Linked DNA regions of Mus musculus: region 1 is linked to region 2. Evidence: chromatin loops called from intact Hi-C (ENCODE). Cell type or tissue: heart. All regions are shown on one strand.

Region 1 (5,000 bases), 430 kb after region 2:
TTCACCGCCGTCATCCCTACCAATGTCTTTGGGCCTTATGACAACTTCAACATCGAAGATGGCCACGTGCTACCCGGCCTCATCCATAAGGTGCACCTGGCCAAGAGTGAGTGCAGCCATCCGGCACACGCCTGGCCCAGGTTACCTGCCTGTGGGGGCTTCATGCGCAGCTGTGGGGTGGGCAGGGGACCGGACCGGGCCTGGCCGCAGAGCTCTGACACCCGCCCCATCCGTAGGTAGTGACTCGGCCCTGACGGTGTGGGGTACAGGGAAGCCGCGGAGGCAGTTCATCTACTCACTGGTATGTTTGGGGAGTAGGGGGGGAGAGCATGGCCTTCCCAGTAAAGCTGTGTGGGAGGTGGAGACCTAGGAAACCATCCTTGAACCTTGCCAAGTCCCCAAGAGTACAACTTTGGCTCAGTAGGAGAAAGTGTGCCCCGAGTGAGGGACCTCCATCAGGGTGAGCCCTGGCTGTGCTCCCAAGGGAGCAGGAACAGTGGTCCAGCCTTCCCACTAGGGCCATCTAGTGCTCACTCACCTATGGATTTGACCTGACCTCTTGACCTCCAGGACCTCGCCCGGCTCTTCATCTGGGTCCTACGGGAGTACAGTGAGGTGGAGCCCATCATCCTCTCAGGTGGGCATCCGGCAGCTGCCTCTCCTACAGCAGGCAGGACCTGCGTCTACCCTGAGGAGTGGGAGCAGACATGCCCCTAGGGGTCTGGACAGGGAGGCCTGACTGACTGCTGGCCCATGGTTCCCCACAGTGGGTGAGGAAGATGAAGTGTCCATCAAGGAGGCAGCTGAGGCTGTAGTGGAGGCCATGGACTTCAATGGGGAAGTCACTGTATCCTTTGGCTCTGGTGATGGGATGCTGGTGAGGCAGTGTGGAGGAGTAATTCCGTTTTCCCATGTCGGATGGCTAACAACACCATTTTGTTTCTGGTGGTGCTTGCCCTGGCAGCGGTGGGTAGGGTGAGGGGGTGGGGGGATATAGTGGGGGAAATAGTACTCTTTCTGTTATGGTCTTGACCAAGGCATCCAGTTTGATTCAACAAAGTCAGATGGGCAATATAAGAAGACAGCCAGCAATGGCAAGTTGCGGTCCTACTTGCCCGACTTCCGTTTCACACCCTTCAAGCAGGGTAAGTTCCTGTCCCTTCCACAACCCTTAACCACCCCAACCTGCTTTCAGGCTTTTTGCCAGTTAGCCCCTGGCTTCAGCAACAGCTGTTTCTCCCGGTTCCCTGCTGAGGTCTTAGCCTCTGTACTGGGACCATGGGGTCTGTTGCTTTGCCGGCTTGGTCACCAGACCCTTTACAGCGCCTCTCCCCACTGAGAAGCAGGACACTATAGTTTAGGGTATGGGGGGAGGGGACATTCTATCTCCTGTGGGGCAGGGTAGTTACTGGCTCTCCCTTGTCTGTCTCTGCAGCTGTGAAGGAAACCTGCACTTGGTTCACCGACAACTATGAGCAGGCCCGGAAGTAAGGCGCGGGGCAAGCAAGTGCTCGCCTGGCGATGCCCAGTCAGTGGTCACCACCCCCAGTTCTCGCCAAGAACTGAGGACAGTATCCAGCCACCTGAGCCATATGCTGACCTCTTTGCCAGGATCCTCCATGCTGCTGTCCAGTAGGGCCCATGTCCATCCTTGGGGAAAGGCCAGACCAACATTTTGCTTGTCTGCTTCTGCCCAACCTCCATGTGTCCCTGCTGGACTAGAAACCAATAAAATGGATTTTCATGAGCCTGGACTCAGAAGCTGGGCCAGCCTTCTCCTCCCCACAGTGTAGCCTTCCTGGCCTGGCCTGGCCTGGCCTGGCCTGGCCTGGGACCCACTGCCCCTTGTATGCTACTTACTTAGCTCCTAAGAGCTACTGGGCCCAAGACAAGAGTCCCTGTGTGAAGGACCAGAGGGTGGAGTTAGGAGGTCAGGCAGCAGGTAGCCTGTGTCTGATGTGAATTGTCAGTGCTATCAGATCTGGGGCAGGGGACCTCCCCAACAATCTAGCCTGTAGCTTAGCCATGCTTAGCCCTTCACCTGTGGTCACACACAGGTCACTCTTCCTCAGACTTGCAGACTGCGGTGAAGGAAGATAGGTCTTGATTTTGACAGATTCAGTGGGCCAACGGGGCACAAGGATGGACCTGCAAGGAAGACTGGTGATGGGTGACCCAGATTTCTCTAGACCCCCCACCCCCACCCCCATCGCAGGCCTGGCCTTGTTGGACAGCATTAGCCACCTGTGTGGTAACATTGTGGGCCTTTCCATTCGATTCCTTCTTAGGTGGTCAAACCCAGGCTAGTTAGGGTACCTAAGGCTGCTGCAGTTAGGGCCAGGCCACTTTGATATTGGTCGTCTTTGACTACTGCAGCTCTGGGTCATTTTCAGGCTCTCATCTTAGAATTTATTCACCTAAGGCTGTTAGGATTGTTTCTTGACCATGAGGGGTTGGAAGTCACAGGCCCCTTGACACCTCTCAATCTTGAAATGGAGCTACTACTGTCCCCGAAGATTGGGGAGAGCAGAGAACATTTAGTCTCAAGACTCAAGAGCTACAGCCCCAGGCAGACAGAAGTGACCGTCAGCATGTGTGTAATAACCTTAAGACTTTCCCAGGTGATGAATCACCCACCAGCCACATAGCTGAAGCTGACAACGAGCTGCTGGACAAGTCAGGGTTTTCCAAAGGAACAGAACTGTTAACACATGCAAGGTGATTTATTAGGCTGCCTTACAGGATGTGTTCTGGGTAGCCGGACAATGACTAACACTGGACAGGCCAAGAATCTGGTAGCTGTTCAGTGTATAAGGCTGCATGGCCAGCCTGGCACTGAGGGCCTGGAGGACTCCTGGAGAGCTGCTGGCCTCCTGTGTATTGTGTATTTTGGCACCCTAGATGGATTTAGTGGCAAACGAGCAAAAAAAAGTTTCCTTCCATGTCCTGTTAGGGAGCTGCCACCAGAAGGCGCTGCCTTGCCTTATGGTGGATCTTCAGAAGCCACACCCATTCGACCCAGTGCCTCCTTCCCAGGCGCTCAGCCAGTCTGCTAGGTCTCATAATTTGCTCAGCTTTCTCCACTCAGCCCAACCCTCCTAGACATTCTGCCTCTCACCTCCCTGAAGTATTAAGATATCCAAATGTTTTCCCTCACCCTTGGTTCTCAGCCTGCATCTGAGGCCTTCTGTCTTCCAGCAGGACAGTCACAACCTGCCAGGTCTTTCATCCTCTTAGAGCAGTGTCAGCTGTCCCCTCCTATGTTGTACCGCCCAGCCTACCTCAGGCCCATGCCTTCCCAGCACCCATCTCCACCTTTAAACCTCACCCTCTGATGAGCATCCACCAAGCAGGCCAGGACATTAAGGAAGGAATTAAGGATGTAGCTCCCAGCCCCCAGGAAGAGCTGATCTGAGTCTATCAGAACTTGCCAGACACTCAGTTGTCCAGTGACCACCAGTCAGTGTTAAACGTGTCATTATGTCAAGAAATGCACCCTGTCCTAAGAATCAGAGTGCCTTGATCACTCTGGCCAGACAGCTGCATACACTTTCCGACAGACTTGAGGCCAAGTCTCAGCCTTGAACATTTCTGGGTGCCGCCCAGAATACACAAGTTCTTTACACTCATGTCCCTCACCCCATAGAATGGATTTTTGTCTCCATATTGAGGATTCTGCAGGTTCCCTGTTGCTACCTGAGACAGTTAATGTCTAAGAAGGAAAAGCCTTATTTAGCTGTAGTTTTTAGCTCCTGGTTTTACAGGTGTCCATCTAATGTCAGGCAGACTTAGTGCTTGTAGGCTTCAGGTGGGGTCTGGGGAAAGATTAGGAAATTATAACTCTTCACCTCGCACAGTGAGAGAGAGGGAAGGACTGGCCATCACATCCCAATTGTGGCAAGCAGGAGATGACCATCTTTACTGTGGGACCTCACAGTCCAAAGACAGCATGCACTGCCCTTCTAAGTGCTGTGTTCTAGTTTGCCTAATTATGCACATTCAAAACAAGACAGCAACAAACCACCTGTATGCTGGTGGTTGTTTGAATTGGTAATTTGGATGAGACGAAGGCTGGGATCCTGATCATTTTATTTATTTATTTATTTAGTTAGTTAGTTAGTTAGTTAGTTAGACAGGGATTCTCTCTGTGGCCTTGACTGTTCTGGAATTTGCTTTGTAGACCAGGCTGGCCTCAAACTTGAGCTCCACCTGCCTGGGACTGAGACCAAAGGTGTGTGCCACCACAGCCAGGCTTCTGATTGCTCATGAAAACCTGCCTTTTTTTCTGTTTTGGGCTTCTTGATTTGCTTGCTTTTTCTTTCCTCTGCTCTCACTTTAGCTAAATGACTATACATATAGCCAGCTAAGTGACTAAATGTCACTATATGTGGAATTCAATACAGATAACTATTTTGGTGAGACACTAAAGCACTCAAAAGTTTTTTTTAAATTAAAAAATAAGTGCTGTGTATTAGTGACTGATGGTTAGTGCTGCTTTTAATGTAGAGAACCAGAACCCACTCCGAGGACTGAACCCAAGGCACCCAAGCTAGGCAAGAGCTTGGAGTACCTACCTTACACCCCAGGCCCATCCTGGAGTGGTTCAAGCGTTTTTTGGTTTTTGTTTTTTTTGTTTTTCTCCCCCTCTAAATCTCTCTGTAAGGGTTTTGGAGAGACTCTAGCTAGCTTCAGGCTTCTCAGGAGGAATTAGACAGCCTGCTTAGGACTAGCTCCCCTTCCTTTCTCTTCTTTCCCCTCAGCAAAATCACTGACCAATGGTTTACCAAAGCTTGGGGGAAATCCCGCCTCAAGCGTCAAAATCCAAGTGTCTGCGCCCGCCCCGCCCCGCCCCGCCCCGCCCCTCTGTCCTCCCAAACCCGCCCAGTCGCTTCTGTCGGTCAAAGCAGTTCTAGTGGGCGGGACCCGCTGCCGCAAGGACGAGAGAAGGCCAGCTCAGAGCAGGATGGCGGCGACAATGTCTGAACCTCGGCGTGTGGGCT
Region 2 (5,000 bases):
TTGTAAAAGAAATAGTTGAATGACCAGAGGCTTCCATCTTCCCCAAAGGGGTCGGAGTCTAGATCTGGGTTATAGCTGAAAAGAGAAAACAGCAGAGGGATGAGGTCTCCACTGCCATACACATGTGCACGCCCAGCTGCAAAGACGTGAGCCCACCTGTAGATGTCACACTCAGCTAAGCAGATCTCCTCATCCACTGCATTCCACAGCTGTGGCTTCAGGGCCTTGAAGTCTTCACGAACAGCTGAAAACAGGCTGCAGTTGACTGCATTTACCACCTACAGGAGGTGACAGTCAGGGGTGACAAGGGTCCAGGGCAGCAGGGAGAGCCCAAGAACCCACACCAAGTGGGGATGGCAATGAGAAGGACCACATGGCTTGGGGCCCTTCTGTTCATCCTTACCCAGCGGAGGCTTGGCTCTCGGCTGAATTCATGACTTCTGGCTGTGCTGAAGTCATAGTCTGGCCGGAAGGACTCATTGAGGGTGGCAATCAGATAGAAGAGGGTCTTGCGGCTGCACTTGTCGCTCAGAGGACTCTCATCCTCACCACCCTGGCTCTTGCTCAGTCTGAACAGAGAAAAATGTCAGCCTTGCCCACTGTCCCACATACCCCAGAAGGTAGTCTCCACCTCAGCTTACCTGCTGGGACTGAGGCCTGAAGTTTGGGGTGGGGACAGTGCCTCCAACACATGGGGCTGGCCCTCCTGGCAGAACTGCTTGAACATATGTTTATCATCTCCCGCCATCTTACACGAGTAGCTTTCAATCCTAAAGAACGCAGGCAGAGTCATGAAGCATGCTAACCCCGAGGCCCACGATAGTGATCTCTGACAGATTGATCCCCAGAGCCTCCAGCCTCACCTGCCAATAATATGGGCATCTCCAGTCTCCACTGTCAACTGTGAGTTGATGGCCTCAAAGCTGGAGTTCTCCAATAGCTTCATGTCCTTTGGGAAGGGAGATTCTTGTGCCAGTGGGATTAGGGCAGCACTACCTGGGAATGTGGGAAGCCAGCATGGCTACCTAGCTCCAAAGGGCTCCACTTTCAGCCTTTCCACCCACTAGCAGAGTACTGTTTGCAGCTCGAGCTAACCTTGAGTCCACCATGGAGCTCATCTTCCTCACCTTACCTGCCCCTGAGAACTCAGCACTGGCTGACAGGGAGATGATCCTATGCATGAGCATGGCATGTCCAGGTTCTACCTCAATCTCAAGTACTATATACTGGGGCTGGCTGGGGGCCCCACCCACTCTCGACATTCCTACTCCATTGACATTCTGCAGGCATCCTCAGACTGTTGTAAGGTCCTCAATAAGAACCTGCTATCCGGTTCGGAACGGGGCATCTGGGGTTTCAAGCCTTGAGGGTCACCTGTATGGGTGCTCCTCCCGGGTTCTATGGGTTGCTTCACTGCTTCCTGTCAAGAGGAGGAAACCCATGAATTCTTCAATTCTATTTGCAAGTATGCCTAATTCGTACTTCGTACGTCGAAGTGTGTAGGATGGGCAGACACACCACCTCTGCTGGCGCAGGCCAGTGGTCTCCTGGCATTGCTGCCCTGCAAGCCTAGAGGTACCAGCAGATTCGTAGCGGGAAACTACAAGCCCCAGGAGGCAGTGCACCAAGAGAGGCGCTCCAGCCCCAAGCAGCATAAGAACTACAAGTCCCATGAGGCACTGCAGCAGCGCGAGGCCCGCCGGGGACTGTGGTTCCCGCAAGCCCGGACCGCTTGGCGCACAAGGCGGACACCCACCTGCCAGAATTGGGCTAGATCAAGCCAGGGTAGACGGGTTGTTTAGTGTCGGTGCCGAGGTGACGGCGGCGCGGGCTTTGCGCAGCGCGGGTTCCTCAGGACTGGAGGGCGGCGCCGCGGCCTCCACTCGGGCCGCACTGTATCCGGGGGAAGAAGCTTCGCGGCGACGTCCCGTTACTCCAGGCCCTGCCGGCCCATACGGGCTGCAGCCGCGACATAGCCTCGCCCCCCTGCAACGCCCGCTTTCGCGACCAACCTGCCGCGGACCGCCGAGATCGTACCAGCCAGAGAACGAAACAGCGACCTCCGCCTCCCCCGACCCGACAACAACAAGCGTCCGACGGGCCCAACCCCACTCCTCTGAATGGTCCACTTTAACCACAGGGCCAGACCACGAGAAACCTTATTGGTGGACTCCTCCGCCACTCGGCTTCACCTTCCACTTCTACTGGCTGCATAGCTTGTCTGTCTCGCACTCGCTAACGAACCCGCCTCCCCTCTTGGTGTTGATTGGTTAGAACCATGCCCGCCCCGCCCCCAGGAGCCAACCCTCTTCCTAGAGTGGTCCACGGTTACGAAGAGCCTCTGCTGTGCTTATGTGTGTTTGTGTGCATTGGTGCCTGGTTCCTTCCGGGAACTGGTATTGTCTTGTGTAGGGCAGCAGCTGTCGTTCGTTCGAACCTTTAAGAAAAGTTCATCCTTGCCTTCTTTTTGTGACCGGTGACCGGTCTGTGACACTGTCTCGGGTCCTGCTGAAAGGTGACTAGCTTGGCCGGACCGTGCCTGGAGATCTGGGACCATTCCTATCGCTTAGCGAGCCATCAGGCTCTGGTAGTGCGCAGCATCGGGTCCTTCTTGTTCTCCAAGCTCTGGGGCATCCGGAACCGAGGCTCACAGTCCGAGTTTCTGGCCGGCGGAAGTACTCGACAGTTCTCTATCACGGAAGCACTCTCGGAGAGTCAGGACTCCGCCGGATCAGAAATGTCGCCGCCCGCCGGCGGTGCGGCAGTGGCTGCAGACCCTGCCTCACCTGTGGTGCTCCTGGCAGTGCACGCGGCGGTCAGGCCCCTGGGCGCTGGACAGGATGCCGAAGCGCAGCCGCGGAAGCTGCAATTGATAGCGGACCCTGAGCGGCCTGGACGCTTCCGGCTAGGACTGTTAGGCACCGAGCCTGGGGCGGTGAGTGTGGGCCCGATTCTGGAATCAACTTTCTTTCGATTACCTTGACGACAGTCCTTAAGCAGTTATTTTTCTTGATTGCCTGTAAAAGTGGGAATAATGCTGATACCTAATTTACAAATCTTGTGAGGAATTGGTAAGATAACAGGCGAGAAAAGTTCAGAGCCGTAAAGATTACCTCGTTCCTTTTCCTTTCACATTCGTGTGGGTAACGAAGAGGAACCACCGACCGAGTACTCTTCCCTGTTCAGGTCAGTTTAGAATGGCCCTTGGAGGCTATTTGTTACACCGTCCGTGGGCCTAACCAACACGAGCTGCAGCCTCCCCCTGGAGGTCCTGGAACCTTCAGCGTGCACTTCCTCGACCCCGAGGAAGCACAGCAGTGGGCAGCACTGGTGCGAGATGCCACCGCAGAAGGACAAAATGGTCAGTGTTGTGAAATAAATGCTTATTTGAATATGTCCGGGCCACCTGGTCGAGGTTGGGGGTAGTGATGGAAAAGCTGGGCACCTAGGAAGGCTTCCAAGAGGAAGGAAGTGGAGAAATAAGAGGTTCAAGAGCTGACCCCAGTACCAGACAAGTAAGAAAAAGAAGAGCAAGCATTGCTGCAGGACTAAGAGTTTAAGGAAAATGGGATTGTATTCAGTGGAAAAACAACAGAGACTTAAAGATAGAAACTCCACAGTGTAGACAAGGCTAAAGGAGGCCAGAGGATCTTAGGAGATGGAATTGATAGGTCTTGTGGTTGTTCAAATGGAAGAGTTAGTGATTATGACTGAGCTAGAAGAACCACTTAGTATGAGGCTTATATCCAGTGCCTGCTTGGAAAAGCATGGACATGGCTGGGACTCTGGAGAGGTAAAGACTGGGAGTTGGAGAAGTCACCCAAAGTCACCAGGAGAAGCATAGAGAAAAGAGGGCCTTGGATGTAGACCAGTGGTTCACAACCTTCCTAATGCTTCAACCTTTTAATATAGTTTTAATACAGTATGGCCCCCAGCCATACATTTATTTTCATTGCTACTTTAATAACTGTAATTTTGCCGCTGTTATAAATTGTAATGTGTAAGTATGTTTTCCAGTGGTCTTAGGTGACCCCTGTGAAAGGGTCATTCCACTCCCAAAGCATTGAAACCCACAAGTTGAGAACCACTGATGTAGATAGTGCCCTGGTAAGAGGTAGGAAAGCCCACAAACACCGGAGGAAGCCCTGAGCCTGACATGAGACCTGGGTACCTTAGCATTGAAAGAGAGACTTTCTCTTGTCGTTCATTTGCCAGATGTGTGTACCCAACCCTTAATACTGTTCTTTGTGACAAGGTCTCAATGTGAATTCCAGGTTGATCTCAAATTCACTGTGTAGCTCAAGTTGGTTTTGAACTGTCAGTGACCCTCTTACCTGTTCTCCCGGAGTGTTGGTGTTATAGATGTGTACCATCCAACTGGGGACTACTTTTTTTCTTTTTTCCTGTGTGTGTGCACACACGTGAGTGTGTGTCTGTCTGTATTTGTGGTGCGCATGTATTTGTATAGAGGCATACATGTACATAGCACATAAAGAAGTCAGAGAGCAATCCTGGGACAACCTCGAGTGTCAGTCCTCATTTTCCACCTTGTTGGGGAGTTTCATTTCTCTTGCCTCTACCCCCAACTCACTCACCATATGAACACTGGGATTACAGATCTATACTTCCATGCTTGGCTTTATATGGTTTGGGGAATTTGAACTCTCAGGTCTATGTCTGTATGAAAAGCACTTTAAGCCAGGCAGTGGTGGTGCATGCTTTTAATCCCTGCAACTCAGGAGGCAGGGATCTTTGAGTTCGAGGCCAGCCTGGTCTACAGTGAGTTCCAGAACACCCATGCTACACAAAAAAGCCCTATTTCTCTCCAACTGAGAGTTGTTTTTGTTTTGAGGGCCAAGGCTGGGAGAGGAAGATTAGCCTGAATTATGGCCTAAGGATAGTAGGATGAGGCAGAGAAGGCCAAGGTTCTAAAAACCTGAGATTGGATACCACTAGCCTAATCCACATCTTTCCTCTTAGGCAGTGGCAGCCCAGCCCCA

Evidence for each region. Peaks named below come from ENCODE experiments on the same cell type or tissue, not always from the same donor. Only the 100,000 strongest peaks of a DNase experiment are listed, where the experiment ranks them.
Region 1: it touches region 2 in a loop (2.3-fold over the local background); 1 of 42 quality-filtered maps calls a loop at or near these places.

What each region holds. Positions count from the first base shown.
Region 1 is chr15:75,921,430-75,926,429 of GRCm38, reverse strand. It overlaps Pycrl (pyrroline-5-carboxylate reductase-like), which reads left to right and starts at 4,870. Exons shown (of 6, transcript NM_025412.2): 1 at 4,870-5,000. The coding sequence starts at 4,964. Gfus (GDP-L-fucose synthase) reads left to right here. Exons shown (of 11, transcript NM_001357005.1): 6 at 1-106; 7 at 237-301; 8 at 571-637; 9 at 768-847; 10 at 1,046-1,145; 11 at 1,436-1,747. The coding sequence ends at 1,491. In heart, a CTCF peak has its summit at 2,956 (motif pointing right); DNase peaks (open chromatin) are centred at 166 and 3,009; H3K4me3 peaks cover 571 bases; H3K27ac peaks cover 658 bases.
Region 2 is chr15:76,348,416-76,353,415 of GRCm38, reverse strand. It overlaps Sharpin (SHANK-associated RH domain interacting protein), which reads left to right and starts at 2,306. Exons shown (of 9, transcript NM_025340.2): 1 at 2,306-2,935; 2 at 3,187-3,361; 3 at 4,981-5,000. The coding sequence starts at 2,738. It overlaps Maf1 (MAF1 homolog, negative regulator of RNA polymerase III), which reads right to left and starts at 2,122. Exons shown (of 8, transcript NM_026859.3): 1 at 1,757-2,122; 2 at 864-996; 3 at 642-770; 4 at 404-569; 5 at 157-278; 6 at 1-75. The coding sequence starts at 946. In heart, CTCF peaks have their summits at 162 and 2,769; DNase peaks (open chromatin) are centred at 605, 1,685, 2,195, 2,665 and 1 weaker place; H3K4me3 peaks cover 3,329 bases; H3K27ac peaks cover 2,091 bases.